Regions from separate parts of the Homo sapiens genome. Here all the other regions are linked to region 1. A link is a loop called in an ENCODE intact Hi-C map of the cell type or tissue named here. Cell type or tissue: gastrocnemius medialis. All regions are shown on one strand.

The links. Peaks named below come from ENCODE experiments on the same cell type or tissue, not always from the same donor. Only the 100,000 strongest peaks of a DNase experiment are listed, where the experiment ranks them.
Region 2: a loop joins it to region 1, with 6 times the contacts of the local background. A loop is called at or near these places in 7 of 110 quality-filtered maps.
Region 3: it touches region 1 in a loop (5-fold over the local background); 10 of 110 quality-filtered maps call a loop at or near these places.
Region 4: it touches region 1 in a loop (22-fold over the local background); 33 of 110 quality-filtered maps call a loop at or near these places.
Region 5: it touches region 1 in a loop (2.5-fold over the local background); 47 of 110 quality-filtered maps call a loop at or near these places.
Region 6: it touches region 1 in a loop (10-fold over the local background); 95 of 110 quality-filtered maps call a loop at or near these places.

The regions. Positions count from the first base shown.
Region 1 is chr6:142,690,965-142,695,964 of GRCh38, reverse strand. No RefSeq gene overlaps it. Among named protein-coding and RNA genes, the nearest start is that of HIVEP2, 250 kb to the left of the region's middle. In gastrocnemius medialis, a CTCF peak has its summit at 2,934 (motif pointing left); a DNase peak (open chromatin) is centred at 2,894; H3K27ac peaks cover 270 bases.
Region 2 is chr6:142,744,398-142,749,397 of GRCh38, reverse strand. No RefSeq gene overlaps it. Among named protein-coding and RNA genes, the nearest start is that of HIVEP2, 200 kb to the left of the region's middle. In gastrocnemius medialis, a CTCF peak has its summit at 2,698 (motif pointing left); no DNase peak of the experiment used is centred here.
Region 3 is chr6:143,233,190-143,238,189 of GRCh38, reverse strand. All of the region lies in intron 3 of AIG1 (androgen induced 1), which reads right to left. Among named protein-coding and RNA genes, the nearest start is that of AIG1, 170 kb to the right of the region's middle. In gastrocnemius medialis, no CTCF peak of the experiment used is centred here; a DNase peak (open chromatin) is centred at 1,879; H3K27ac peaks cover 1,288 bases.
Region 4 is chr6:143,277,207-143,282,206 of GRCh38, reverse strand. The region is part of intron 3 of AIG1 (androgen induced 1); the gene reads right to left. Among named protein-coding and RNA genes, the nearest start is that of ADAT2, 170 kb to the left of the region's middle. RefSeq lists a silencer at 2,481-2,775. In gastrocnemius medialis, no CTCF peak of the experiment used is centred here; no DNase peak of the experiment used is centred here.
Region 5 is chr6:142,884,512-142,889,511 of GRCh38, reverse strand. All of the region lies in intron 1 of HIVEP2 (HIVEP zinc finger 2), which reads left to right. Among named protein-coding and RNA genes, the nearest start is that of HIVEP2, 58 kb to the left of the region's middle. RefSeq lists an enhancer at 3,360-4,559. In gastrocnemius medialis, a CTCF peak has its summit at 2,460; a DNase peak (open chromatin) is centred at 3,981; H3K4me3 peaks cover 837 bases; H3K27ac peaks cover 3,761 bases.
Region 6 is chr6:143,024,895-143,029,894 of GRCh38, reverse strand. All of the region lies in intron 1 of LINC01277 (long intergenic non-protein coding RNA 1277), which reads left to right. Among named protein-coding and RNA genes, the nearest start is that of LINC01277, 10 kb to the left of the region's middle. In gastrocnemius medialis, a CTCF peak has its summit at 2,643; a DNase peak (open chromatin) is centred at 2,662.

The DNA of each region.
Region 1 (5,000 bases):
ACTGACACTGAGCTTGCAGGATGGCAGTATTAAAATACACCAGCAGACTTCTGGCAGGTGGTTGTAAACATCTTTTGGAGTTCCTTCCCAGTCTATGACACCATTTCTCAAGGAATCATCCCCCTCTCCACAAAAGGGAAGGCCAAGTAACCGAGCATCCACCATGACTCTTCCACTTTGGCCATAGATTGCATCAGAGTTCTCACTGACCCAAGCTGGACAATCAATATCTTTCTCTTGGGAATTTGGAATTGGACTTAAAGAAATGGATAACTAGAGATCAGCGTCTGTGTTTGGCTCAGACATGAATTTTGGAGCCATGGTGGCCATACGCAGGGAGAATCAGAACAAGTCAGTGTGTAGAGAAAACCAAAAGGCAATGCCAAAGAATGAACCGAGTCAAAAGAGGCAGGGCTACATCTGCTATTGACTTCTGAGGATGACTTTGCATCTTTACAGTAAGTTCTTGTTTATTGATTAGCCAAACTTTGCTGGCTTTGATGCTTGTAACCAAAAAGACTTTAAAAAGACATGAATAAGTTTTGCCATGGATTTCTGTAGCCCCAATCCACTCTGCATGCCTAACCCTAGTCTCTTTCAGATGCCACCACTCTAAGTCTGGCAGGGCTCCCAACTGCCTATGATGTCATGACCATGACCCCTTACTAGCTCTCAGGGCACTCCCCAAACTATCCTGCCCACTCGTCCAAAATAATTATTCTTTCCTCCTGTGATGTGCTCCTTTGCTTGAGTCTAATCATGCTCTCTCTACTCTAAACACACTTCCCTGGCTCTCTTCCTCCTGTTTCCCTGGACGGCTTCCCAGGCCTGGAATGGTCTACCCTCTCCTCCCGGCCATACAAATACATGTAGATTGGACAGTAGATGTATTTTCTTGTCTGCAAATGGAATGGTTTCTATCTGATGTCCTATGTTAAGGAACAGAAATTATCACAGTGGAAAAAAAAAAGCCTATTGGTGGGGCACAGCACCTCCAGCCACTTGGCTTTGGTGAGCCTGATACAGTATCTGGCCCCTGCTAATATTTGTATTTATGTAATGAAAGATTTACCCAATTAAAATAGATCTGAACTACAAAGGAAATGCTGCACTAAAATGTGTTCTTGGCTCATACAAGGAGAAAGATTCTCCTTCACGGAGGAAGACTTGAAGGGTATCCAGCCCTAGGGAAGTGAACTAGGTCATGCCAGTGTTCTCCCAGGCATAAAGGGTAGGCTCGATTTTGTGATAAATACACAGTATATGATGATTCACCTGACTTACTTCTCTATTTGATATCAGTAAATGATAACAATGAAAGTGCTTGTGTTGGGGGGAAAGTGCAATGAATGCACGGCCGCTTCACCATCTGATGAAAGTATAACCAGGGAGATGCCTCAGACGCTAAGGGCTCTTGGTGAGGGGCCCAACAGGAAGAGAGAAGTGCTACTTTCAGACAGAACGGGACCGAGCATTTCAGGATCCACAGAGCCGTGTCATAAAATATTTCACACGATATGTATGACAAGAAGCCTGAAGAAGCTATGAATTTCCAGATTGATGTGAAAGAAATCCACTCTGTACCTTGTGCCACACAAACATTTAAGTCAATCATTATTGAGCATCAACTGGGTGTATTCTAGCCCCGGGTTTTATCTTTTTTTTTTAACCTTCCTTGTGGTTGCTTTGTCATATTCTTTTTCTTTTATAAGAAGCACTGTTTGGTAATAGCCACAAGAATTGTGGGGGTGGGGAGACCATTTTTACTAAGAGATAGGGTTGTATCCTGCATAGGCAACATAAGGAATGGTAGCAATTTTTTTAAGAGGCTACACATGTGGAAAGGCCTCCCATTGCTTTATCCTCTCCACTGGATCTCTCCTGTATTCCTTCTGCCTTCCTGTTATTCCTTGCCAAAAGAAATGTTTTTCTGTCATTCTTTGAAGCCATTTTAATTTTGTTCTGGAGTGGGCTCCAATTTGTTTAAGTGTGGGATTGCACGTTGATACAAATAATTACAACTGTTAAAGTTTGAAATAGAGCCCTATTAGGGAAAAACTACAGTTAAAATAAAAGCTTTCATCAGGACAAAAGCTTTTAGGAGGTGGAAGACCCATATGACACTGAAAATTTCATAGTAATTGCCAAAATGCATTTACGAGTTGCTTGTTGCCAACACTTGGTGGGCACTGTGCATAACAGTGATAAACCTCATGGATTTAGCAAGTTAGCGCCACTAGACACTCTCTAAAACACAGCCACAGCGCCAGTATTGGGTTCCAGTGGACAAAGAAAAAGCCTTCTCAAGGGAATGAAACATTCATTTTTCTAATTATTCCCCAGGCCAAAGGTTGAGTGAGTAACTTCCCAGGAAATCCACAAGCCTCAGCTCTGGACTCTTCATCCTCACGCCACTCACTCAGCTACTCTCTGTTTGCAGTAAAAGAACAGAATGGAGCAAGAGTTTTTTAAAATTAGATTATAAAAGACCAAGCTCTGCTGAAATATTGGAGAGGTGGGGATCTGAAGGGAGGGGTGATGTGTCAAAGACTTTCAAGGCTGTATGACCTGATGGAAGATGAAACACAGGAGAAATGAGAGCAGGGATATTGACCAAGGGCCCTCTGATCTGCCGTTGTATTTAAAGCAATGATTCTCCCTCCTTCCCTGGGACCCCTGGGGGTAGATCATCTGAATGCTTGTCTCTTAGGGAAATGGTATGGGGTGGAAAGCGGCGAACGCAGCAAGGGTTCAGGAAATGCCTGGCTTGTGAGTGGAGGAGAGGATTCTAGCAACTCTTCATGCTTCCAAGTGATGTCATTGGGAAACCAATCCTGGAGAAAGGGGGCCGTCGCTGATAAAAATCACTGTGGAGAAGATGGCCTAGAAGATCCCGAATCTTAGTCCTCATGCGCCCCCTCGTGTAGGATGTGGGGTAGTGCCTTGGTTGCTGGGTGGTGAAAAATCTGTCATTCTCAAGGGACCACCGTTGGAGAAAAAGGGACGTTGAGGGGGAAATGCATGAGAAATAGAATAAAGTTAAGTAATGAGTTAATTTTGCAGTTGTGACAATTGTAGGCTACAAATTAATAGTTGATTTAAAAAAGCAAGTAGCTTTGAAAGCCCAGGACTAAAATGCGAAGAAACTGAGCAGAATCGCCACTGTGTAGACCAGAGCTTCTCAAACTTCAATGTGCATATGAATAATCATCCTGGGAGCTTGTTAAAAATCTAGATTTTTTATTTACTAGTTCTGGACGGGGCCCTCGATTCTGTACCTTTAACAAGCTCCCAAGTGGTGTAGAGGATGCTGGTCCGTGGACCACACTTTGATAACACTTGCAATAGTGTGCAGGACTGACCTGTCCCCTCAGATAAGCCTGTTTGTATTGGAGGGTTCTGAAGTTCAGCTAGAACTTCTATCTCCACCAGATCTCCCAGGATCCCTGCTAGCACACTATACAGTAATTCCTTCATTTATTGGTAGTGCGGTAAATTTGTCAGCTCAAAGATAATTACCTTTTATTTCCTGAACTTAAGTAGCATTTACCAATAGCACTTACTGTTTGTAATGTTGAATTGTTAATTGCTATATATTACCTTGTGATTTCAAGAGTTTATTTTGTTTTTGCAATGAAGTGGTCCTGCATAGTTTAGGGTGTTTAAGAGACAATTACAGAATTAGTTGATTGGCTTCTACTATAAGCTTTGATTTGAAAAAATTACAAATCTTTCTCCTAAGTGTGAATTTTGAATTTGAGGTGGCAGAGGGAGGAAGGGTTAGGTGTCTGAAGAAAGTGAAGAGAGGATGTCTAGGGATAATTTGGACATCTTGTAGCATTCAAGATAAATATATTCAAAGTTTTACCTAAGGCTTTTCTTAGAGTTAGATGTCTTGTTTTGAATTCGACTTAGGTTCACACTTAAAGTTACTCTATGTAAAAATGTTCAGACATCCTGAGCAGACATAGAACAACAACAAATGGATTTGATAACAGAATACAAGATAGAATTAAAGATAAAGTCCTTATGTGCTTTGAAGAAATAAAAGATGAGATTTCAAGTCAAGGAAAATAGATTGTACACCTAGTGACAAGACCTCTTTATTTTCATTTTGAAAGATCACAGAGTGACTACAATATGAAAAGATTGTGTGTAGGCTATCATTTCATGCTTGAGAAACAAATAGATGAAGATCATTTCATGTACCACTGGGCTGGGTGTTTAGAGACAAATGTGTTTCTTACCTGCTAGTGTAGACCAGTGAGCAGCAGGAAAGGATATACATTCCCAGCCATGGGCAATCCTTTATCCGCATGTGTGGCCAAGGATTTTTCATACTGTCTTACATTGGCTGGGAAAGTTGACTTCTGAGTTCCCTGACAAATCTGAGATTCTATGACTTTATTAATCATAACTATTAATAACTACAGGTTATATGTTAATAGTTATAGTGGTTATAATTATTAGTTATAATTATTATTTTGTGCAATAGATTCTCAGAATCTGAAGCACCATAGAGGTTAAAAGAGGTAATAGCCATCTTCCTGTCTATAACAGTCTCCTTTTCAACATCCTGGGAGTTATCAACAGCAACTACAGGTTCTGCTCAAACACCTCCAACAAAATAGAACTCCCTAGGTCCCACAACCATTTTTGCTGTACAGTGTTTTCCTGTCATAAGAAAAATAATTTGCATTCACTGTAATAATTTTAGAAAACAAAACCAAAATGTACAAAATAAAAATTAAAAATATCTGTAATACTATCACTCAGAGATAAACACCATGAACATTCTGATGTATGTGCCCAGGTGTGCGTATGTGTGTGTGTGTGTGTGCATGTGCATGCGTGCACATGCGTGCATGGGTATGCACACCTTTATTCTAAAAGAATTGTACTACTCATGTTTTAGAACCATCTTTTATCCTTTTTCATTAAGTATTTGTCCATAATATCACCTTTAAAAGTTCAATAAGCATATTTCGTTTTTAAATAGC
Region 2 (5,000 bases), 53 kb before region 1:
AGAGATGAGCTTTCCTTAGCAGTTCTGAAGGAGTTCAACCTCAAACAAGAGAGGCCAGAGCTGGAGACTGGTTTGTCAGTTCTTGTTTTTCATCATAGCTGAGAGCACTGAATTGGATGAAATTCCTCAGGGTATATAAAGGGGTAGAAGAGGAAGTTTGAGGGTTTCCAAAGGTAGACAAAGAACATAGGGGCGAGCAAAGGTATACTTCACAGGACAGCACATCTCATCTGCTGAGCCTTAATGATACAAAATTGTTTAATATTTTTGAGAACTTGATTTTCAATATATTCCCCAAGATAATTTCTAGAAAACAAAACTTTTAGAACATCATTTTCTGAGAAAAAATCAACTGCATTTGTGGAATTATTTACTATTAGTTACTATTTCCTTAGTAGCATAATAGTAGCTTCATTATTAAATAATAAATTAGAGGTTATTAAATTAACCTGTCATTTACAAATATCTTTTCCAAAACCTGTAGTCTAGAGAAGTTAGGTGAAGTTTTCAAGGAGAAATAGGTGGTTCATTACAGAATCAAGGCTAAAAATGAGCTCCCACCTCTTTGTCCAGGTTTGCTTAAAGAACAGTTTCTCATTATTTATGCTCTTCTCACTTAGATCAAGATTACAATCACAATAATGTACTGTGAAAGTTGTTGGGTTGAATGGGCTCAGAATCATACAAAAACAACAAAGCTTATTTCTGCCCTGGAAATGGTCTTTATTAGTTTAAAATATATTACTAAATATGGTGGCATCGACTTTGCCACAGTACAGTTTTTTTTCCCAGGGGCAATTTGACATTATACAGAGCATCAGCTCCCATTAATTTCCGAGTGTAGAGAAACATATGCTTACCCAGACTTTATATGCAACAATAAACCAGCTTGGCTATGCAGTAGTACTGAAGAACAGGGAAAGTGGTGGAAATTATTCTACTTGGCACCGAACAGTACCTAAAGAGTAACAAGAAGAAGACACAAACTCTATTTTCTAGAATTCTCTAGATGGATCATTTTATGCATACATATCCATTGCTTATCAACAACTAAGGCCACCTTCAGAAATATACATTTGACAGGATGTATTGACTTGTGCCTGTAATTCCAGCTACTTGGGAGGCTGATCTAGGAGGATTGCTTGAAGCCAGGATTTCAAGACTAGAAATACATGTTGGTTATCAAAATGAATCATATCAACAGATTTTCTCTCCATTCACTAAGTGCCTATAAATGTATTTCAGATTCTGCAGTAGATCCCTGCCATGGATTTTTATTTTTTTGAGACAGCATCTTGCTCTGTTTCCTGGGCTGGAGTGCAGTGGCACCATCTGCAACCTCTGCCTCCCTGACTCAAAGAGACACTCCCACCTCAGCCTCCATAATAGCTGGGACCACAGGTGCCCGCCACCACGCCCAGCTAATTTTTTGTATTTCTTTTGTAGAGATGGGGATCTCACCATGTTGGCCAGGCTGGTCTAGAACTCCTGGGCTCAAGTGATCTGCCTGCCTTGGCCTCCCAAAGTGCTGGGATTACAGGCGTGAGCACCCCGCCCAGCCCCTGGCATGTTTTATTCTTCAAGTAGATTCCAAGTGTTGTTACATTGTTGAAATACAAGCAGAATCCATATAGTTCGATGTGAATAAAATCTTATTTTGGCAAAATTAAAATAAAATGATTAATGATCATACATTTCCTTAATTTATTAAAAATCATATTAATAAAATATTTTTAAATGAAAACCTTTCTATTAAAAAATGCCACTGGGCACGGTGGCTATTATTTCCTACAGGTTATTGTTGCAGCATGTAGGAAAAACTACATACACACACATTGTACATGGTCCAGGGATCCAGGCCATTTATGGGGACAGCATCCCCATACAAAATCTCTTGTAGCTAATAATGATAAGTATTCTCTACAAGCCCTGTTTTAAGTGCTTTCATTTATTCCCTCATTTAATAGTCACAAAACTGAGTGAAATAATTTGCTTAAGTTTTCCCAGCTAGTAAATAGAAGAGGCAGTTAGGCTCTAAAGCGGTGCCATCCAGTAGAACTTTCTGTAATGGGAAAAATGTCCCATATCTACACCTTCCAATACAAAAGCCTATAGCTATACATGACTGGAGCACTGGGAATGCGGACAGTGCAAGTGAGAAACTGGACTTTTAATTTTATTTAATTATATTTAAATTAAACTTCACATGTGTCTAGTGCTTCCTGAATTGACTGGCCACCTCTGCAGGCTGGACCCTTCCCCTGTGCACAGGCTGCACCACCCACCTCTATAAGCACTCATCATTTGACAGCTATTGAGGTTCTATCACATGCTAGCTCTTTTCTTGGTGCTGGAGCTATACCAATGAACAACAACCACCAAACCACACCAAACCCAAAAATCTGCTATCAAAGAACTTAGGTTCAGTGCTTATCACTAAATATCTAGTTAAGGATTTTGGTGATACAATCCTATTGACTGCTTCTGTTTCCATTGAGTTTTGGACCCTGGAACTCACTCAAGCAATAACAGCCAAAGCACGCTTTTTTGAAGAAGTAAACAAGCATCCTCCTCCTCCTGCCAGAAATCTGTTAAAAGCAAGGATGGAGAATATATCCCATTCTCAGGACTCATGTGGGGTCTCTCACTTCTGCCTTGGTATAAATGCATATGCCCCCTTGTGGCCTAAGGAAAGAGAGATGCAGCTGGGCTCCCCAAGGGCCCTGACTCCCCTACTGCTTCTGCATAGGACATGGAGTCTATGAAGAGAGCGCCCTGGCTCCTGGAAGCCTTGCCTTGCTTTTCTACTGACCACATGTTATTAAGTAAATGGAAGGCAGAAGGAAGGAGTCTGACATTTCTTCTCCCACAGTGAAGGGTGGAGGAAGGAAAGAAACAGAGGGGTTTCCTTTCTCTAGCCCAGCGGCCATCCTGACTGTGAAGCAAGGGGTCTGAGGAGAAAACTGCTCCTTGCTGCCGCGTATCCATCTAAGTAGCCAGACTCATGGAAAACCACACTGCAAATGTTGCCCTCTTTGGAGAAAACCCACTGTCACCAAGGATCTACTGTTTTCCCCAAAACATAGTCTATGACTCTCTGTTATCCCCTTGGAATCAGTGAGATCATAATTCACGTGATATTCAACTGAAACAAACTAGACAAAGAGATTAAATAAAGCAACTTCATCTTAGCTCAAAAATTAGAACAAGCAGCCTTTCCCAGAGAGAATTAAGCCCATCAGAAAATGATTTGAGTGACTATTTTTCTCAAATCTTCTAAGGAGATTACGTAACTAGCACCATCCTTGTGTGTAGGAAAAAAGTTAATTTGTTACACACAATGGGTGTCTTAGGGCATTAGGACTTAATATTCATATGGAAGCCTGTTTGACAAGGGATGGACTGTGGTATATTTCCCAACTCGTATCATGCCTAGTCACATTGTCAAATCTAGTTTAACAGAAATAATACATTGAGTACCACAGGACAGCATCAAATCCCCCCAAATTGTATCATGCCAGCAATATTAAAATGCCCCAAATGTGAACACTGCCTCATTAATATTTTCCAGAATAAACTTAAATTGCAAAAAGATAACCTCCTTTTATATTAAATACTAAATAAATTTAAGTCCCCAGTTTTGCTTCCTTTAATTCCTTACCCCAAGAATAACATAACTTACGTTCCCAGGGAAGGTTACAATTCAAATGTGTTAGGCATTTCAGCCAGGACCTTGGTGTACCTACCACTCGGCAATATGGGATTTCTTTCAGGGAAAGTGGTCCACACAAGGAACATAGCCAGATGGGAAAAAATGTTATATTCCCTATTTATCATCCCTCCTCCCTCTGCCAATCACATGCAGCAAATGCTTCAGGTTAATGATGCATTCAAGAATGTGTCTTGATCTCCATTCTGAAGTAAAGCCACCTTCTTTCTATGTAAATCTAAATCTTAGGGTATGTATAACTAGACATTCCTATGTCAAAAGAGATATGTCCAGATTTACTGCATTCTGTTTAGATAAATAAATATGTGTCATTTTATGTATATATACATTATTTCATTTACTCCTTTTAGCTCCTGTAATATGGGCATTATAACTTCCATTTCGCAAATCACCAAATATTTGTAGAGAAAGAAACATAAATTTTATAACTTGCCCAAGATTACATAACTGAGTTTCAAACTCAGGTCTGTCTGACTCCAGAATCATCCATTCCATTATTTCATTGATTGTCATTCAGCCATAGCTGCAAGCTTTCAAAGGAAATTCATCATTTGTTCTTTCATTCATTCAAACATGTTGATTGACTGACTGCTCCTGCTGCACTGTTTAGTAAGCAAGACCGCATGTGAGCAAGAGATTTCAATGACAGCATGGAAAGGAATTTGAGAGAGGGATTGCTGCAATGCAAACCCAGATTTGAGGTAAGTGAATCTGAACTATAAGGAGGGAACCCTAATCTGAACAAAAAGTAAGGGTGTTCTGGAACGTAAGGTGATTATCAGGTTAGTGCAGAACATTAAAAGTGTTACAGGTAGGGGAGGCCCTCTGGAAAAATCCCACAGCAAGAGAGAGCAGGACATGTTGGAGAGAACAAAACAAATTCTACAGAGGGAGTAAAGATTCTGAGGTGCAGGGCCAGGAAAGGGATAGCAAGAGGTGGAGCCGACGGGATAAACAATGATGAGATACTGCAGGGTCTTGGAAATCATTTTTAGAGGTTTAGACATTAGGGCAACAGTTATTTGGGAATTAGAGCGTGCTAGGTAGGAAACTGATGGGACAGGGTTTGCGGTTTACCCGCTAAAAGGGCTTTAAGGTACACTGTCCAAGAGTCATAGCAACATGGGGCTACAGAGCACTTGGAACGTGGTTACTCCAAATTGATATGCACTGCAAATGTGAAATATATGCCAATTTTGAAGATATAGCACAAGGACGGTTTCAAATATGTTATTCATAATTGTTCATAGTGAGAACATGTTTAAATGAT
Region 3 (5,000 bases), 540 kb before region 1:
GTGGGCAGACCACCTGAGGTCAGGAGTTCGAGACCAGCCTGGCCAACATGGTGAAACCCCGTCTCTACTAAAAATACAAAAATTAGCCAGGCATGGTGGTAGGCGCCTGTAGTCCCAGTTACTCGGGAGGCTGATGCAGGAGAATGGCTTGAAACCAGGAGGCAAAGGTTGCAGTGAGCTGAGATCGTGCCACTGCACTCCAGCCTAGGTGACAGAGTGAGATTCCATCTCAAAAAAATAAAAAATAAATAAATAAATAAAATGGGTCTTTGGTGACACTGTTGAGCAATGGAAGTAACACCAGAAACACTTACCCTTTGACTTCTTTTTATGGGAGAAAACAGACTTCTACGTTTTCAAGCTTTTGGTCATGTTTTCTCTCACTTGTAGCCAAAAGCTTCCTGGCTGATATACTTCATAATTTCTTTTTCCTGCTTCTCTCATGAACCCAGACTCAGCTCTTTTCTCTTCTCCTACATTTCTAATAGAAAAGTTACTTCAAAGCTAGGTTCGGTTAGAGTAGAAATTGTTTTTCCAAAGTTGGTGGTAACCTTACATGTTATCTACTGAATAGGTGAAGAAACTAGGGGAGAGAGAAGTTCAATGATTTGGCCAGGACATGCATACTAAATATTGGTAATACATACTAAATATCCTGCTTTTCTGATTTCAAGTTTAATCGTGAGTTTATCATATATTAGTTGAGAGAGATGGTATCTTTCTTGACTTCATAGCCCCAGTCCCTAGCATAATGCCTGCATACCGTATGTTCCTTATAAAGGTTTATTAAATGAATAAATTGTAGCCTCAACTACATTATAAGCTTCATGAGACAAGACTTCTTCATGAGACATTATAGAATAAATTGTAGCCTCAACTACATTATAAGCTTCAAGAGACAAGGGTCCAGCATGGTACATGGCACACAGTAGATGCTCAAAAATATCTGTTGGATAGATAGATGGGGATTGCTAATGGATGTGTGACACTATGTTTAAGGACTGAAAAATTAATTAAAGGCATTGAACTTCAATGCATTAGATTATTAATATCAAGGAGTGGGTGCAGTATACAAAACAGTTAAACTCTTGTGCTGTAGAGCCAGGCAGTGGGGTTTAGATTTAGATGCCTTGCTTACCGGTAGCATACTCATTGTAAGTTATTTAACTTGTCTGAGCCCCAATTTCCTTACATGCAAAAAAACCAAGATAGTGATAATACCTCCTTCACTGGGTTTCTGTGAGAATAAAATGGAATCATGAACATAAAACATGTAGCACAGTGCCTGGTGTGTAGAAAAAATATAATTGCTACTATGGTTGTCTATTTTTTTGGTGAAAAAAATTTCTTAAGGAAGTATGGAAATTCTTTTATACATGTGGTTTAGAGCAAACAAAGCAGTGTCATTTAGGTTGACTTGATGCAAATGTGTTTTAGTTGGGGGGTGGCGTTTTTTGGTTTAGGTAGCTCATTTTGCTTACAGTTTGAAGAGGAAAAAAGCTAAGCAGATGGCACGGTGACACAAAGGACTGGAGCCTACTGTTGCTAGAGGTTGTAAAAGTGGAACCCCACGGTTGCCAGCTTGGCTGGACTTCAAACAAGTCCCATAAAGAGTGTGACTCGCTCAGAAGGGGGCAGGAACTTGGTGTGAAGCTCTCTAAAGTGCAAAGAACAACATCATTATATCCACAGTAGCTTGACTCAGTGCTGGGCTCTGGCCATAGGCCGGATGGCAAGAGGGTGTCAGAAAATCACAGGCAGTGCACCTGTGAAGGGACACCAAAGACTGAATCCTTTGAAAACTCCTGACTCCAGAACAACGACAAATTACCAACAGATGGCGTGAGTCACAGACTCGGAGTCCGAATGAGGCATCTGCAAACTCACGGCAGAGGCCCTGCCCCGCTGGGCTGAGCCGGACAGACACAGGCCCCAGCCCAGATGGCTGCGAAGGTCACCAGGAGGGACACCAGCCGTATGCGCTCAACTCATGAGAACTGGCACAACTCGTAAGGCCCAAGAAGGCTTCCCAGGATTAAAGGAAACAGAAACCAGATATCCTGGTCAAATAAAACCTCACATTTTTGGGGCTTATTAAATACAAGAAAATAAAAATGTGATGGGGTTCAGTATATATACCCGAAAATATTTTAAGCTGAAGGAATTTGGGAAAATGGCAGAAGTAGGAAGGTCTTCTCATCTCCTCCCTTCCCTGCCCTACCTTCTTTGAAGCAAAGCTTGGGAGACCCTCATTGGAGAGGTGCCCTCCCTAGATCCAGAGGAAAGAAGCATCTTTATCTTTGAAGAGAAGAATTGGAAAAAACAGGATTTCCTCCAGTTTATTATCAGTAGATCACACTTTTTAGTCCAATTATACTTCATAACTATCCACTTCTGTGTTAAACCTAGCATAAAAAATACATGGTTTCCCTGTTTCTTCAGGTCTTCCTTTACCTTAGGAAGGCATCCATGTCACGTAAAACCTAAATACAACGGTATCCTTTTCTGTTGTTTATTTATCTTTGTTATAGGGGCCTCAGCCAGGAACCTAGACTTTTCTTCTTCCCCTACAAATGAATCAGGGGAGAAGAGAGTGAGATGGGGAGCCTGGGAACATGGCATGCCAGGGAGGCATTTAGCAGAAAAAGGCCACCATTTTCCATTCCAGAAGCTTCTTTGATGTACTCCCCTTCTCATGCACAGGTTTAGCTTCAGGTCAGAAAAGTCCTGTAGATATGTACATTTCCCACATACCTTCCCTGCCATTATTCTATAAAATATGACCACATGCCACAAAGCGAAAAGGTATCTATACAAATTTCAGATGTTTTTCCTTCTTCCAGTGTTACAGAAACACGTATGTCCTCACAGAGACCAGCAATGATGAAAGGAAATACTAAATTCTATTTAGGAAAAAAAAAACTTGCATGGAATAAAGTCCTCAAAGCATCTCATTTGATGAAAAATCCTGTCTTCTGAGTTTCCACAGCACCCGGGGCATAGCCTACCACCTTAGGTTGTATGTCACCATTTTCCACTCTGCCACTAGAATTTCAGCTTGTCATCTGTTGTTCATCTTTAAATCCCTACCTCCTACCACATCATCTAACTTTCAGTGGGCCTTCAATGAATGACAGATGAATGAATGAATAAATACATGCATGCATGCAGGGCTATGTAGTAATGATTAGGCCTCTCCACCCCCGCCCCAGGAAGGGAAGTGCATTTAACTCAGAGGGAATAATCCCTTTGCCACATTCCAAGACAATCTGATTGGAGTTCATTTCATCCTCATCTCCCAAGTAGCGTTTGCTCATGTTATGTATCATGGGATATCCACCATGAGTCATGAAAGGCCACTTTCTAAATTAAAGGTCCAAGCATTTTTGTTCCATCTTATTATCAATGGTGTTGGTTTAGGTTCCTGAGTCTAATTCTGATCCATTCTTTTCTGACAGAAATATCCTAATCAGCATCTGTGTGAGGAATCCTCACTCACCCGATTCCAGAAAGAACACTTGAAAATCTCAGTTAAAAAAAGGGAAGCCCCAGCGAGACAACACTGGATGGATGGGTACTTTTTTCCCCTTCCTACTTATTTCTCCAATAACTGAACTATTTCTTTTTCCCAAAGAAAGACAATTCCTAGTCAGCTCTCAATCAATGTTTTCTTCTCTTTTGAAGCAAAGCTCCTGAAAGACATCTGATGCTCCCAACCAGGTGGGGGAACTCTGAAGGATTTTCTCTTTTCTTTGGGGAACTCCCTTAGGATATTTATGGCATTCTCACTCATCACTCTAATCTATTTCTGAAAGAAGGCAATTGACAAAAGCAACAGGAGTCAATCTCATTGTTGCAATTTTCCTGAGCAACATTACTTTTTCTTCTTTTATAAGTGTGTGTGTGTTTGTGTAACAAGAGATTATAAAAAGAAATCTTTTACCTTTGAAAAGGCTAATTGCCTAAGGTTTTACTTAACAGTGGGAAAAACTGTCAAAGTCCAAGTCTTCCTCTCCTCACAGCAACATAGTCCCCCCGCCGACCACCAACCCCCGACCTAGATGGGCAGAGGTGTGTTTAGGGGGGTCTTTGTAGTTTTCAGAGTATCATTGCCTGCCGTTCAAGCACCATGGACAGATGCCAGAGAGGCAACGGAGCTGGCTTCCCAGCGGCATCTCACCCAAAGTACAGGTTCTTTTTTTAAAAGAAAGAAGAAAAGACTTTCTAATAATTTACTAACTTGGCAAACTATGTGCATGCTAGAGAAAAAAATAACAATTATTTACATGTGGCACAGCAAAGTGAAGGCAATTCCCCATTCATACTGTTAAATTAAGTTTAGCCTAAAGCTACTGCTTACATACTTGAAATTCAGCCTAAAGAGTTTTCTGCACATAGTGAACTGTAACCTATCTGAATGTGTAAACAGATTGTAACCTACTTTTCTACCAATCACTGAGTTTAGGCCAATCAAACGTGGCCAACTATTCAAACCACATTCAAATAAGATGAATGCTAAAGTGTAACCAATCTGGCTATTTCTATACCTCACTTCTGTTTTCTACACATCAGCTTTCTTTTTCTTTTCTTTTCTTTTCTTTTTTTTTTTTGGTCCATAAATCTTCTTTGACCACGTGGCAGGGCCAGAGTCTCTCTGAACCTACTCTGGTTTGGGGGCTCTCTGGTTAACAAATCATTCTTTACTCAATCAAAGTCTGTTAAATTTAACTTGTCTATGGTTTGCCTTTTAACAATACATAAGCAGGGTTCATTTTCCCCCTTCTTCTTTATCTCGTCAAACCACCAAATATTTCCAAATTTCCTGGGTTCTAATTTGAGCAAAATAATCACCCAAGGTCATATAATCTCAGGACTTGGTTTTAAAATGTAAAAAATTTTAGATTAAAAAATTTGGGTTTTAAATTTCAGATTTAAAAAATGTCTGCAGTGCGAGGCAGAGCCACCCTGATGGTCCGTGCCCCCAAGGTGATGGCCATAAG
Region 4 (5,000 bases), 590 kb before region 1:
GTTCTACCCTTCATTCATTGCTCCAAATGAAGTAGAAAATCCTCCATTTTTAAATAAATATATATTGGTTGTATAAATAACCAATCAGAATATGCTTATTCAGTTGTCATTATTTTATCAAGGAAAGTGATAAAATGTATGCATATCTTCCAGATAGGACATCTGATACTTGCTGATGATCAGATGTATCTGGGAGAATCAGGATGTACTTTAAACCATTCCAGGAAGAAAATCAATTTGAAAAAGGAATATCTTTCTAGATCACTTCATCATTGGTGTCATCACCACTAAACAGGAGCAACTTGTCCCATCAGTGACATAACCACAGACAAAAGATCTTTTTGTGGCTAGCTGTGCATGTGCAGGTTTGTCCAGTGGCAAATCTTAGTAGAAGGTTTTTCTATGTCATAACAGCTTATCATTTGGAATTTTCATGCACTAAAGACTGTGTATCTCCCTCTCTAGAAATTTATAATGCAAATTATGTTTATTTATACATAGTACGTATTAACAAACATAAATTAGCAGAAAATACCTACTGCAAATATAAATGTTGCCTTACAGATAACTAAAGTTTTGTGAACTAAAAGAATGGTAAAAAACTATGAATGGTCCTGATGAATAAGTAACCTTTAGCAGTTGAGTTATAACTTAAAATCTATAGCAGCAAGAGAGATAATTATTTTAGAACTACAGCTACATGAAATCCAGTTCCAACCCATTCTCAGGCAATACTCTGCTTCAATGACTTAAGAACCAGGAGGGAAATATTTAACTCCAGTTAAAATCATCACTGCATAAGAACAGCACTCTTAGTGTTTTGCTCACTGTGGTATCTGCAGCACTTAGAAAAGAACCTGGCACAAGAGAGGTACTCAGTCAATATTTTTCCAGATAATTTAATCTTCAAAACAACATCTTATATGGATATTATTAACTCCATTCTGCAGATGGGGCAAAAAAGGCTCAGAAAGGTTAATTATCTTGCCTAAGATCACAGAGCTAGTAGGTCTGGAGGTAGGATACAAAACTAGTTCTGTATGCCTCCAAATCTCATGCTCTTTTTTCTGCATTAGTATTATATTTTTAAAAGATATCACAGTTGAATAATGTTTGAATCAATAAACCTGTAGAAGTGCATAATTGCAGATCACTTACATTATCTCCCAACAGATTGGAATTATTTTTTGGTTGGGCCTCAAAACAAATAAAAAGGTCTTCACTGTAAAAAATGATTTTTGCTAAATATGTCTTTCCTGTGATATATTATCCAATCAATAATAATAAACAATAACATTAGCTAGCATAAAGTCAGAACTTTTTTTTAACTTTTATTTTAGATTTGGGGATACACGTGAAGGTTTGTTACATAGGTAAACACACGTCATGGGGTTTCATTGTACGTATTATCTCATCACCCAGGTATTAAGCCCAGTACCCAATAGTTATCTTTTCTGCTACTCTCCCTCCTCCCAACCTCCCCCTCAAGTAGACCCCAGTGTCTGTTATTTCCTTCTTTGTGTTCATAAGTTCTTATCATTTAGCTCCCACTTATAAGTGAGAACATGCGGTGTTTGGTTTTCTGTTCCTGCATTAGTTTGCTAAGGATTACAGCCTCCATCTCCATCCATGCTCCTGCAAAAGACGTGATCTCACTCTTTTTTACGGCTGCATAGTATTCTGTGGTGTACAGGTACCACATTTTCCTTATCCAATCTGTCACTGATAGGCATTTAGGTTGATTCCATGTTTTCGCTATTGTGAGTGGTGCTGCAATGAACATTTGTGCACATATATCTTTATGGTAGAATGATTTCTATTCTTCTGGGCACGTACCCAGTGATGGGATTGCTGGGTCTAATGGTAGTTCTACTTTTAGCTCTTTGAGGAATCGTCATATTGCCTTCAACAATGGGTTGAATTACACTCCCACCAACAGTGTATAAGTGTTCCCTTTTCTTCGCAACCTCACCAGCATCTGTTACTTTTTGAAAGTCAGAGCTTTCTAGTGGTATGATGACAGTTACAGATGGCTGGAAGCGAGCTGAAGAATGATCTGTTGCTGTTTCCCCAAACACAAATACCATTTACAACTTACAGTATTTTCAGGTAGATGTAGATCCACCTTGGATAAATGAGATGGTTACAAAGTCTAGTCACCAAAGGTGGCTCTTAGCTCTTAAGAATTGTTTGGACTGTTTTCTGCAGTACATTGTCAACAGAACAATTCCCCAGGAGCTGAGCTAAAAACAAGGCTTGACTTGTTTGAAGAGCTAAGTAAAATGAAGGTTGACAGCCCAAGGAGTAAACCTTTGGTCTTCCATATAAAGTCCATCCTAGAAAGTACTGGTCTAGGATATAAGTGGTGAACCTATCCCAAGCTCTATCATCCATTTTAGCTAGTTTTAATGAGGAGCTATCATTTGGAAGATTGTGTCCAAAAAACGAAGCCTAAATCTATCCTGATTTATTGCATCATTTGTGCTTTTCTTAATGGGGTCTTGGTGGGTCCCCCGTGATGGAGCGGAGTGAACTGACTCCACTGCCATGGAGGCTGTGAACTGACCAGCCTCCCGTGACAAAGGTCTATTTGCAGAAGAGATCCACAAGGGGGTGTCACCTCCACACAGAGCAGTCCTCACACCTGAGGTGGGGCTGGATTCACGGAAGGACCCATGATTAATTCTGATGTGAAGACTCGGAAGCAGATGGGACAAGAAAAAGGGCTTTTGCAGAAGAGGCTCAAAGGAAGACAGCAGTGTAATGAAGTGGAAAGATTAGGAGGCTGGCATCTGAGATCTAGTTCTGATTTTGTCCTTCCTCACTCTCAGACCCGCAGGTTCTCACACATGTGTGAAGCTTAGTATTATTCTTTGTAAAATGAGGCAGTTGGATTAAATTAGTGCTTCTCCTGAAGAGCTAATGAGTTTTGCTATAACACATGCCAGGGCTGACCCACCTATGCTTTAGGGACAGTAGCCACAGTGCCAGGGCCCATGAAAATGTCTTAGTTTCTTTTAGAATCAGAAGAAAAAAATGAACTTTCAGAGTTGAAGATTATATTCATCTGTATACCAATGCTGTCATAAAACATCATATACGTATACACACGTACACACTAATGTAAGAAGGGACTCACTAACACAAAGTGCTTAAAATCTACAAAAGCCATACTGTGGCCCCGTTCATGCTACTTGATTTTTTTTTTAAAGTTCTCACCCAATTCACTCACATTTTTCTTAAATAAATGTACTTAAAGGAAAACTGTATGTAAACTCTCATAAATGGAATATCATTTGTCATAAATAGAAGATAATCACAAAAACAAAATACAATAAAAATGAATTAATCTTATTAGATTATTTTGAGGCCTCCCCTATCTGTGTTAAATAAGGACATTAGTAAGTATAGAGGGGCACTAAAGATATACTGGCATGAAGCTGGACACAATGGCTCATGCCTGTAATCCCAGCACTTTGGGAGGCTGAGGCGGGCGGATCACCTGAGGTCAGGAGTTCGAGACCAGCCTGGTCAACTTGGCGAAACCCCGTCTCTACTGAAAAAACAAAAATTAGCCAGGCTTGGTGGCAGGCGCCTGTAATCCTAGCTAGTTGGGAGGCTGAGGCAGGAGAATCACTTGAACCTGGGAGGCAGAGGTTGCAGTGAGCCGAGATCACGCCACCGCACTGCAGCCTGGGTGACAGAGCGAGACTCAGTCTCAAAAAGAAAAAAAAAAAAAAAAGAAAAGAAAAAAGATATACTGGCATGAAAGAGAGACTCTCCTAAACAGAATGAGAAGGACTGAAAGATAATTCAGAGGGAATAAACTTTTCACTATGCAATTTAATATTATTTAATGTCACGTCCCCGTGCTACATAAATTATCTTGCAAAACACAAGAGCTATACAGCCTACATACTGGGGTATACTGGAATAGATTATTCATAAGTTGTAGTTGTACCTTCTAACTACTAGATTATTTGATTTATGAATGGATGTTCTTTCACCAGGAAACTGGAAAGATGGATGAGTTGGAGGTTTAGATTCTGACAGACGAATGTAATGGTATTAAAGGAAAAATGTTCACACTACACAAGAAGGGTCTGGACTGGCTCCTGGGGAAAATTTTGGACTATTTGTGATGGCAATGAATGACCTATAAACTACAGAGAAGTTTTGGAATAATCTTCGCTGTGGATTAATAGAAGGACAAAAATTATGCTGCATGATGGTATAAATCCAGGCAAGTCAGACGGATGAATTAGGGGAGCTCTCAAGACTATTTTAGATCTCTAGAATTGAGAGTTATAATCAGAGTGTACAACACAAAAATTAATAGGCAATATTTGAAGACTATGTTCAACTGCTATTTCTCTGGTCTTTCTCCTTCTCTCCAAAATATTTTTTAATAGGAGGGTACTACTCCCATATCATATGAACACCAGGCAAGAATCGTTTTTTCCTCAGAAGTAAAACCAGCTTTTGTATGTGAGGTGTGGCCAACCTCATTGGGTCATAAGAGACCTGGCAATCCCCTGTCCGCTACTGGCACCTGTAGGATACAGGCAGGCCTCTGGAAGTGTTTGCACAGTTATGTGTGCATCAAATCACTAGAGGAGCTTGTTCTTGCCTTCATGTTTTCTAATAACCCAATGACAACTTTGGATCATAAATAAAAAGATGGCAGTGTGCATGTGCGTGTGTGTTGCACACTTAATAAAGACATGCATATCTTTGCAACGTGCATATCTTTGTGTTACTGTGCACCTGTATTCTTATAAGCACCTGGACTGCAGGCAGGGCCAGCGATGTGACTGGACTTGCCTACGAAGATGGGATACGGAAGGGTTCCTAGGAGGTCCAATAAGTTTATAGCTATATTGTAAATAAGAATAGTATGAAAAGCTATCCTAAGATACAAAAATTGTGCACTCTAGATTGTAACTCGAATATTTTGTTTACTTTTTCCTGTTTCCTCTCACCCCCCCATAGAACAAAAG
Region 5 (5,000 bases), 190 kb before region 1:
CTAGTTAGACCACATCAGGAGTTTTGTTTATTTGTTTCTTTGTTTGTTTATTTTGAGACAGGGACTTGCTCTGTTGCTCCGGCTGGGGTGCAGTGGCATCATCACAGCTCACTATAATCTCAAATTCCTTAAGTGATCTTACCGCCTCTGCTTCCCAAGTAGCTAGGGCTACAGGTGCATGCCACCACACCCAGCTAATATTTTGTAGAGACAGGGTCTTGCTTTGTTGCCCAGGCTGGTCTCCATCTCCTGGACTCAAGAGATCCTCCTGCCAGTCTCTCAAAATGCTGGAATTACAGATGTGAGCCACCATGCATGGCCACATCAGGAGTTTAAAATGTCAATGCAGTGTCCTGTCATTCAGTCCACTTTAGTTCAACAAAAGTGCCAGGTACTCTGCTGAGAGCTGGAGATGCAGTAATAAGTATAACATAGTCTCTGACCTTAAGGAGCTCAAAATCAAATAGAAAGTTCGAACACATAAATGAAAAATTATGATAGTGTAATCTCTGATACAAGACTTTGTATGATACAACTAGGAGCCATTGAAGGGTTTTGATGGAATGAGCAGTATAGTCAGAGTTATGTTTTCTACAACTCATTTTTGGTCATGTAGAGCATAGTTTGGGAGAAGAGGGAGAACTGAGGATAGTTATTTTATTTCCCTGAAAGAAGCACTGGGTTAAAGGGTAAAACTAAGGTCACGACAGTGGAATTAGAGAGAAGACAGACAAGGAAGAGAGGTAACTTGGTAAAATTGTCATGGCTTGGTGATTAGACATGGGAGCTGAGGTTTAAGGAGGAGTTAAGGATGACTCTCTTGAATATACCTTGGGTTCTTTGAATGTTTGACCTCATCAAAGGAGATCAGGCATGAGGGAAAGGTTGAATATGTATGTGTGTGCATGCACTCTTGCAGGTGCATTGCAGGGTGGGAAAACAATGAAGATAATGACTTCAATGAGCATAAGCCCATGAAATATTTTGGAAGCAATCTTATTTACTAAATGAAAAAATGTCACTATTAAACAATGAGGAGATGTAAGGATGTAATTTTTTTTAATTAAAAATAAAGCAGAATCTGTGGCTGGACACTGTGGCTGATATTGATAAACCCAGCATTTTCAGAGGCCAAGGTGGGAGGATTGCTTGAGTCCAGGAGTTTGAAATCAGCCCTGGCAATGTGGTGAGACCCCATCTTTACATGGCATGCACCTGTGGTCCCAGTGAGTTGTGGTCACACCATTGCACTGCAGCCTGGGCAACACAGTGAGCGTCTCAAAAAGAACAATACAACAAAACAAAACAAAACAGAATCCCATCATAATACTGAGACTAAAGGAGAAAACTAACTTTATAGTCTAAATGTGAGTTATCTGTCCTTGACTGGGCGTAGGATAGTGAACTAGGGATGTATTTTCCCATTTTTTGAATATAGTTAAAACATGTAAAATGATTTATTGTCATGGTATTTTACTAGTGACATAGGGGAATGAATTTAAATATTGTTTCTAGAAAGATTAATTTGAAAAAGCAATTTTTTTTTTTTTTTGCTGCATCGCCCTTTGCTATATCCTCCCCTTCCCCCCAGTTCTTTCCAGATAATTAAATAATCTGGTCCTAAATTTAGTGACCAGGTGATTACATTGTTTGATATTTCAGAAAGATAAACGCACATACTCTCTGAAATGTATTTTTGCATTTTTAAATTTTAAACGGTGATTTGTTTAACTTCTTCATTGGAGGAGACAATGCAGGAAATGATCTCACAGATTTAAATAACTGTAATGATAGCATAGTTTCTAATCTAGGGTAAGGAAGTTTCATTTTCTCTTAACAAAAAACAATTGTTCTGTTGATAGTAAATTTAACAGGCCTGGAATTACTAAAACTAAGAGTGCTGATGGAAATAACCTTTTATGGGATTCAATCGGTGATCTCTGAATTGATAGTTAATATGTCAGTGCAATTTGGAATAGTGTCTCCTTTGGATATTGGTATTGTTTTAAAATTATCTGAGGATCCTCAGTTCAGACTTGACCAGCATAGACCACCATGACTGAAAGCTGTCAAATGTATGTAGCAGGGTGAAACATGATCATTTCAGGGTGCCTTGGCTGATTTTGAACTATCCTTTTGTAAAATTAGTGAAACATTTTTGGTTTCTGAGTTAATATTAAGTATTAATACATTCTTTCTTCTTTGGCAAATAGGAATATGTCTCATCTTATCTTTTAGGTTTTTTTTTCTGTTTCTCAAAGTTTTTCTTTATTGTTCATTTTCCAAAAAAATGCATAATGAAACCTTATGAAATAAAGCAGTTTCTAAATTTCATTTTTTATTTCACATTTTATGTCAGGAATTAATGGCTGAATGTTGATTGGGAACTTTACAATATTTATGAGTGGGATGATGGAGGTACACGTGTACTTCCTCAAAATTGCTTTAGCAATGATCAACTAGAGGGCACCAGTGAACATTTCCATTTAGGTTCTTTAAACTAGGCCACATACTGTTGACACATATGCACAGGAGAGAAACGTGAATGCTTTGTGAAATCTTAGTACTAAAAATATGTTGCACCTGTATTTGTAGCAGTGTTATCATTCTTGAGGAAAGTGATGTAGAACCTACCAGGACAGGAAGAGAAATGTCATTTTGTTAACTACTTGTTCACTGGAGAGCTGCCCTCCAGAGTAAAGCCCTAAACATGTTTTGTCAAAAGTTAGAACAGTGTTGTTAACAGGTTTTTTGCCATTTGTGTGGGCAAGATAGTTAATAACATTAAGCACTGAGATAAATTCTATCATAGATAAATTTCTATGGCTAATAATTAACTGGGTAACAATGGAAACCTGTCCACAATTAGGAAAGGATTTGTAATAAGACTAACAAATAGGGTGTTGCAAGTCGGAAGTGTTCAAGTTCTGAGGCAGAATTTTGGGTTCTGTCATAGCCAGTTGCCTTCATTGTTCATTGTGTCAGCACATTTGCTTAAGGCAAACTGGAAAGGGAACATTTTTAGATATTTAAATATAAAAATGTGCGAAAATCCAGCATTTTCTGATATGAAAGTTCTGTGAACGACCTGCTTGCAGGGTAGCTATGCATATGTTTGAGTGGGAGGAAAAGAGAACAGATGATTTGAAAACTATTAAAATGGTTATACATATAAAAAGTTATTTCCCTCCTCATAAAATTTAAAAAAACCAGAATTTGTCTTAGTTAACATCTTACTTGTCATTTGCTCAATTAAAATACTTGCACATAACATTTCATTGATTCATCCATTCACTCACTCATTTGTCAAACAATAATAATGCCTACTTTGTATAAGATACCATATTTAGTAGGTATATGTAATACATGTGGTAATTATTTCTGTAAAGGATCAAACCAATTCATGAAAAAGATAACTGCAAATACAGTGGGCAAAATGTCAGGATTTTTGGTGAAATTTGTAATTAAGCTTTACTTAAAAGCATGTTTTATAAAGATATAGATGCAGAAAGCAATTTGTGTTGTTTTCCTAAAGTTTATTTGGAAAGCAAGTAAGGCTGTATTTCTTTGGACTGATTAAATATTACTGCTTGGGGACTACGAGTTAAAGAAGAGAAATCATTATTTGAAGGAGAAAGTGAATAAAATAGAAGATTAGGCGGCATTTTATAAGATAGTTGGTGGTACTGTTTACGGCTTATAAAGTTGTGTTAAAATTTACTAAACAGCTTGTTATTGTGGGAGCTTATTTAAAACAGCTTTCTGTGGTTATGTCTGTTGAGGAAGCTTAAACTTCAACTCTCCAGCCACTTAACTGCAGCACGTTGACTTCAGGTCTCTTGTAAGAAAGTCTAAATGTAGGCTGTTGAATAATCCCTTTGAGGGCCCTGTAACTATTTTTATGCCTGGATATGCGTCATCAGTGGGTATTTTCTCTGGTGACTCGCTTCCATCAGGTCTCCTACCATACATTCTATCAGTGAGTGACTTATGATTGATGGGAACCACGGCTTGTTGTTTAGCTTTATCTGTGACCTCAGCGAATGGACAACAGGAATTTCCAGGCTGTTAAATTCCCTGAATGCTTGAAGACAGGGGCTCACGGTGTTGCTCAAGGCAGGTAGCAGAGTGATATTATTCTCCAGCGATGATGGGGGAGGGACGAGAGAAGAAAGGGGAGGGAGAAGGAGGGGAAGGGAGGGGGAATTCCTTTTGTGAACAGCAGCAATTCTGGCTCAGTTTGTTTCTTAGCCCTCCTCCATGGCTGTGTGTGGGGAAAGGTGCATTTCCTGGACCTAAAGAAGCTGGCAGTCAGAACCTTGCCATGGGCTGCGCAGAGTAACTCCATGGGGTTGACTGGAGAAGGCACTGAGTTTTCTTCAATTAGTTAAGATTTTGTTTTCCAAATCAGTTAGATTGGTCCATGAGCAACTGGACTATTACAATCCTGTATAAAAACAGAGATTTTGAATTTAAAGGTGTGCCAGCATTCCTAGTGCTATGTAGGAATTTAGTGTCGTTTTTAATCTCTATATGCTTGGGTATCTATCTGGAGGTGATTTTGAAAGTTAACGTGCACCTCTTATCAGCATGCTTTGAGGAGCAGAGCAGTGCATTTGTGTATGTGTGTGAAAATGCATTATAACTGAATGCACAAAAATGTTTTCTCATTGTCTTGCTTTTTCCCCACCTCTTTCTTACACACGTGTGAATAAGGTTCCTGAACTGGATGTAGTGAGATTTAGTCACTAGCATCAGCAGCTACATTTGCTTTTGGATAACGGTGTCCATCTCCCAAACTTTTTTGCTAGTCTGTCTTCCTAACTCCTCCTTTTCTTTCTCTTCCTCTTCTTTCTCTTCCTGTCTCTATCCTTACCCTATGCTACTTTGTTTGCAAAAGTAATTCTTGAGCTTTTGCTGAGTTAAGGAGACAAGGTTCTCTTCTGATGTGAATGAAACGACATCATTCTAGGTGTGAATGAAACGACACTGGTTTGTCG
Region 6 (5,000 bases), 330 kb before region 1:
GAGAGGATGTGGAGAAATAGGAATGCTTTTACACTGTTGGTGGGAGTGTAAATTAGTTCAACCGTTGTGGAAGACAGTGTGGTGATTCCTCAAGGATCTAGAACTAGAAATACCATTTAACCCAGCAATCCCATTAGTGGGTATATACCCAAAGGATTATAAATTATGCTGCTATAGAGACACAAGCACATGTATGTTTATTGTGACACTATTCACAATAGCAAAGACTTGGAACCAACCCAAATGCCCATCAGTAATAGACTGGATAAAGAAAATGTGGCACATATACACCATGGAATACTATGCAGCCATAAAAAAGATGAGTTCATGTTCTTTACAGGGACATGAATGAAAGTGGAAACCATCATTCTCAGCAAACTATCACAAGGACAGAAAACCAAGCACCACATGTTCTCACTCATAAGTGGGAATTGAACAATGAGAACACATGGACACAGGGAGGGGCTCATCACACACTGGGGCCTGTAGGTGGGTGGGGGACTGGGGGAGGGATAGCATTAGGAAAAATACCTAATATAAATGACGGGTTGATGGGTGCAGCACACCAACATGGCACATGTATACCTACGTAACAAACCTGCACTTGGTGCACATGTACCCCAGAACTTAAAGTATAATATAAAAAAAATAGAGAATGCTTTCTATTAATACTTCTATTATTCAACAAGATTCTGGAACTTATGGACAATAAAAGAATATAAGGAAAGGAAAAAAGTATATATTGGTTGTAAAATGTATGATTATTTACCAAAAATTATATAACTACCTTGGAGTAAAATCAAGAAAACTGTCTGCTACAGCAACAGAAAGTACGAGAAAGCAGTTAATACAAGATTAATATACCAAAAATCAATAAAAGTTAGAAAATGAAGTGGGAAACAAGACTCATTAGTAATGCTAATAAACATACCTAGAAATAAATCCAATAAGAAAGATGCAAGATTTTCAGTTAAACACAAAAGAAAGACTAAAATAAATGAGGAAACATAACTACATTGAGGGAAGAGTATAAAGTAGTAAGTTATAATAAAATTATTGCAATTACAATTAAAAACCAAATTAAGCATTTTCAGAACCTTGAAAAATAAGTTTAAAATTTCATTTGGAATGTAATAAATAAGTTATAATGCTATGAGCAATGTGAAAATGATTAAGTCCTCATCTGTAATTTATTAAAACATATTATAAAATACAGCAATTAAAATACTCTGACACTAATAGAGATAAAAATCAATAGGTCAAGGAGTTATTCATAATAAAAAATAGACCTTGATATATATGAGCTTTACTATATAATAAAAGTGATATTTCATATTAGTGGAGAAAAGACATATTGTTCAATAAATGGGCTACAAAATTTTCCTACCCAATTGGGAAGAAATGAATCTGTATTCCTACTTCAGAACCATATCCTAAAAGGTCTCTAGATTGGTTAATGTTTTAAAAATAACAAAAATAATAAGTGTACCAGTGGAAAATAATTTTTATGTAAGGAACACCTTTCTAAACACATCAGATAAGTAGAAACCATAAAGAAAAAAATGAATGAAATGACTATATAAACAAGATAAAAGACAGATGACAAAATGAGGGAAATTGCAATGATACCCAATGTGTTAAAATTATCTTTCACAAATCTGTAAGATAAAGGAAAACACCACTACAGAAAATAAACAACAAATATGAACACAGAATTCACAAAGAACACAGATGATCATTAAAGATAGCTCTTAAAAAATACACAAACTCACTTATAATTAAGTAAAAAAAAATTAGACTAACAAAGACCAAAATGTATTACAAATTTACATTGTTAGGTATGATAATAGGAAAAAATATGGACTTTAATCATTCTTGATGGAAGCATACATTGATATATTTTGTCTTTCTCTTCTAGAAATTTATTATGCAAAAATATTTCTCCAAGTAATCACAGATATATGTATCATTATATACATCATTATATATGTATAATGATGCCACTTTTATTACAAGTGTGAAACTAATCCAAATGCCTATCATTGCGGGACTGGTTAAATAGATTATAATAACTCTGTATAATAGAGTGGAATACTATGTGGCTATTAAAAAGAATGAAATGACTCTGTGTATATTGATATGGAAAGATACCCAGTGTATATTGTTTAGTAAAAAGGCAAGTGCAAGTTACACATACACGCACAGTATGATATATTTTTTGTAGTATATTTGTGTACATATTTGCATAAACATAGTCCAAAAACTGGAAGGATATAGACCAATTGCGATCAGTGGTTTTCTCTCAGGCATGGTGTAAGGATGGGGTGGAGATTTCATTATTCCTTTTGAATAAGTTTGTTCAATGATGCCTATGTTGTTTGTATATAGAAAAAAATGAAAATGAAGAAGTATATGGTACAACTGGGGAACTCAAAGCCAAACTTGTGCCTAACTCTGACTTTAAATACCTGAAGAAAACAAATTTTGAAAGAAAATTCCTCAAGTTAGTCCTATATCTCTGGAATATGATAAATTTCACAGAGATTTTTACGTTGTTTTCTCCACACATTTCTCTGTGATGATCTGCGCTGCACTGCTTGATGGAGTCCAAAGGGTTTTGCCGATGATGAGGATGCCAGAGTGTGGCGCCAGAGAGTCACCAAGCCCCAAATTAAACTTAGGAGCTATGGCAAGGTAGGGCCCCCAACCAACAAATCCAGGAACCCAGGCCTATCATAACAGTAATCTGACCTGTCAAGCCCTATTTTCTTTCACTTCTAAATGCCTTTCCATTGTTCCTTGAACCACCCCTGGAGGCCACGTAAGATGACAGCAGCTGCTGTCAGGGAAACTGCCCCTGGTAGCTGTAGTTTGGGGATGGGATGGGTACAGAAGAGATGCTCTGAAGACATGAAAACACCTCTTTAATGTGGCAAGACACTGAATTGTAGGGAATGGAAAGAACATTAGCAATAAACTTTGGTAGCTGTTTTGGAACACAGACCACTTGGAATGGAAACAGAAATTCCCTCAGGGAAAATCATAGCAAGTAGACTGCAGCCACAAAATAAAGAACAGCCCAGAATATACAAATGAACATGTTTCTTCCTACACTAACTGTATATCTTTATAGCATCACCTTCAAGGCTAACATATTTCATTTCCTTTACTGCTTTATAATTCTTTGGAGAGCTAATTTTAAAAACAACTTTGCTGTTTACACTCTTAAAATTTTAGCACATATATGCAACTCAGAAAATTGGACTAGATGGGAGAAAATCCATATAGTAGCAAAATTATTTTATAAATTATTAACTGGCTGGCATTTTTATCTAAGTATGAGAATCATGAATTTTTTTCAGCATTTCCTTTTAAAGAGGTTATAAAGTTAAGCTGTAAAAGGATTCACATCAGTCCTGCTGAAACAATGGATGATAAAGTCCAAGCAAATAGCCATTGACACAAACTTGTCTTTGTCTTTATAGGAAGGGAAATTTCAAGAATAACTCTAGAAACAAAGTAATTTTTATAGAGTGAAGGCAAGACTGTGCATTAAAATGTGCTTTTTGTTAGGAGGTAGTCATGTGGATTGGCTCTGTGTCCCCACCCAAATCTCATCTTGTAGCTCCCATAATTCCCATGTGTTGTGTGAGGGACCCAGTGGAAGATGATGGAATCATGGGGGCTGGTCTTTCCCGTGCTTTTCTTGTGATAGTGAATGGGTCCCACGAGATCTGATGGTTTTAAAACTGGGAGTTTCCCTGCACAAGGTCTCTTTGTCTGCTGCCATCCACATAAAATGTGACTTACTCCTCCTTGCTTTCCACCATGATGTGAGACCTCCCCAGTCACATGGAACTGTTAAGTCCAATAAACCTCTTTCTTTAGTAAATTGCCCAGTCTTGGGTATGTCTTTATCAGCAGCATGAAAACCGACTAATACTGGTAGACTACTGGATCTAGGCCCAGTTTTGCTATTTATTAATAAATAGAATTGCATAGCTCATTTTGGGTAGCTTATCAAAATCCTGAACCTCCATTTCCTTATCAAAAGATAGAATTGAAGTAGATGGTGTCAAAGGTATGACAACTCTAAGCTTTTTATAACTATCAAATATAATTGTAGATTTTTAACAAAATGCAACAGGTAGAGAGAGAGAGATGAAAGAAGGAAGTAAGGGGATAAATTAAATTTAAAATGATGTCAAGCATTAATTTAAAAAGTAACCTTTATTGACTTGAAAGTAAATTTATTCTGTTTTTAAACACTATTTTAAAAATATGCTTTATTCACATTTATGAAATCATTTCTTCAATTAATATCATACCTGAAGTCATAGTACATGTTATTTTTTGTTATTGAACAATTTTTGTTATGCTATGATCTGAGTGTTTGTGCCTCGAAATTCAATAGTTGAAAACTTCTCTTATGTGACAGTATTAGGAGGTGAGACCTTTGGGAAATGATTAGATCATGAAGATGGAACCCTCATGAATAGGTTGTGCCTTTTACAAGAGGTCCAAGAAAGACCCCTTACCCCTTCCACCAAGTGAGGGTGGAAAAGATGCCTTCTGTGAACCAGAGTGGGCCCTCACCTGGTAGCAAATCTGCTGGCACCTTGTTCTTGAGCTTCCTGGCCTTCTGAACTATGAGAAATAAATTCCTATTGCATAGAAATCACTCAGTTTATGGCATTTTTGTTATAGCAGCCTGACTAGACTAAGACATTGTAGTATGTAAGCAAAATGGGCTCATTTTTATATATGACAGAGACAAAAAAACATAAAACATATTACTGGAAAGATACTAAAGCACTCAGATAAAATGAAATGGAAATGCTATTTTCTCCATGAGAAAACAAAAAAGAAGAGGAAGATAATAAGGTGCCTGATTTAAAAAAAAAAAAAAAACTTTTACTTTTGAATAGTTTCAGATTTACAAAAAAAAGTCGTGATGATAGTACAGAAGGTGGCTATATAACCTGTACCCAGTTTCTGTT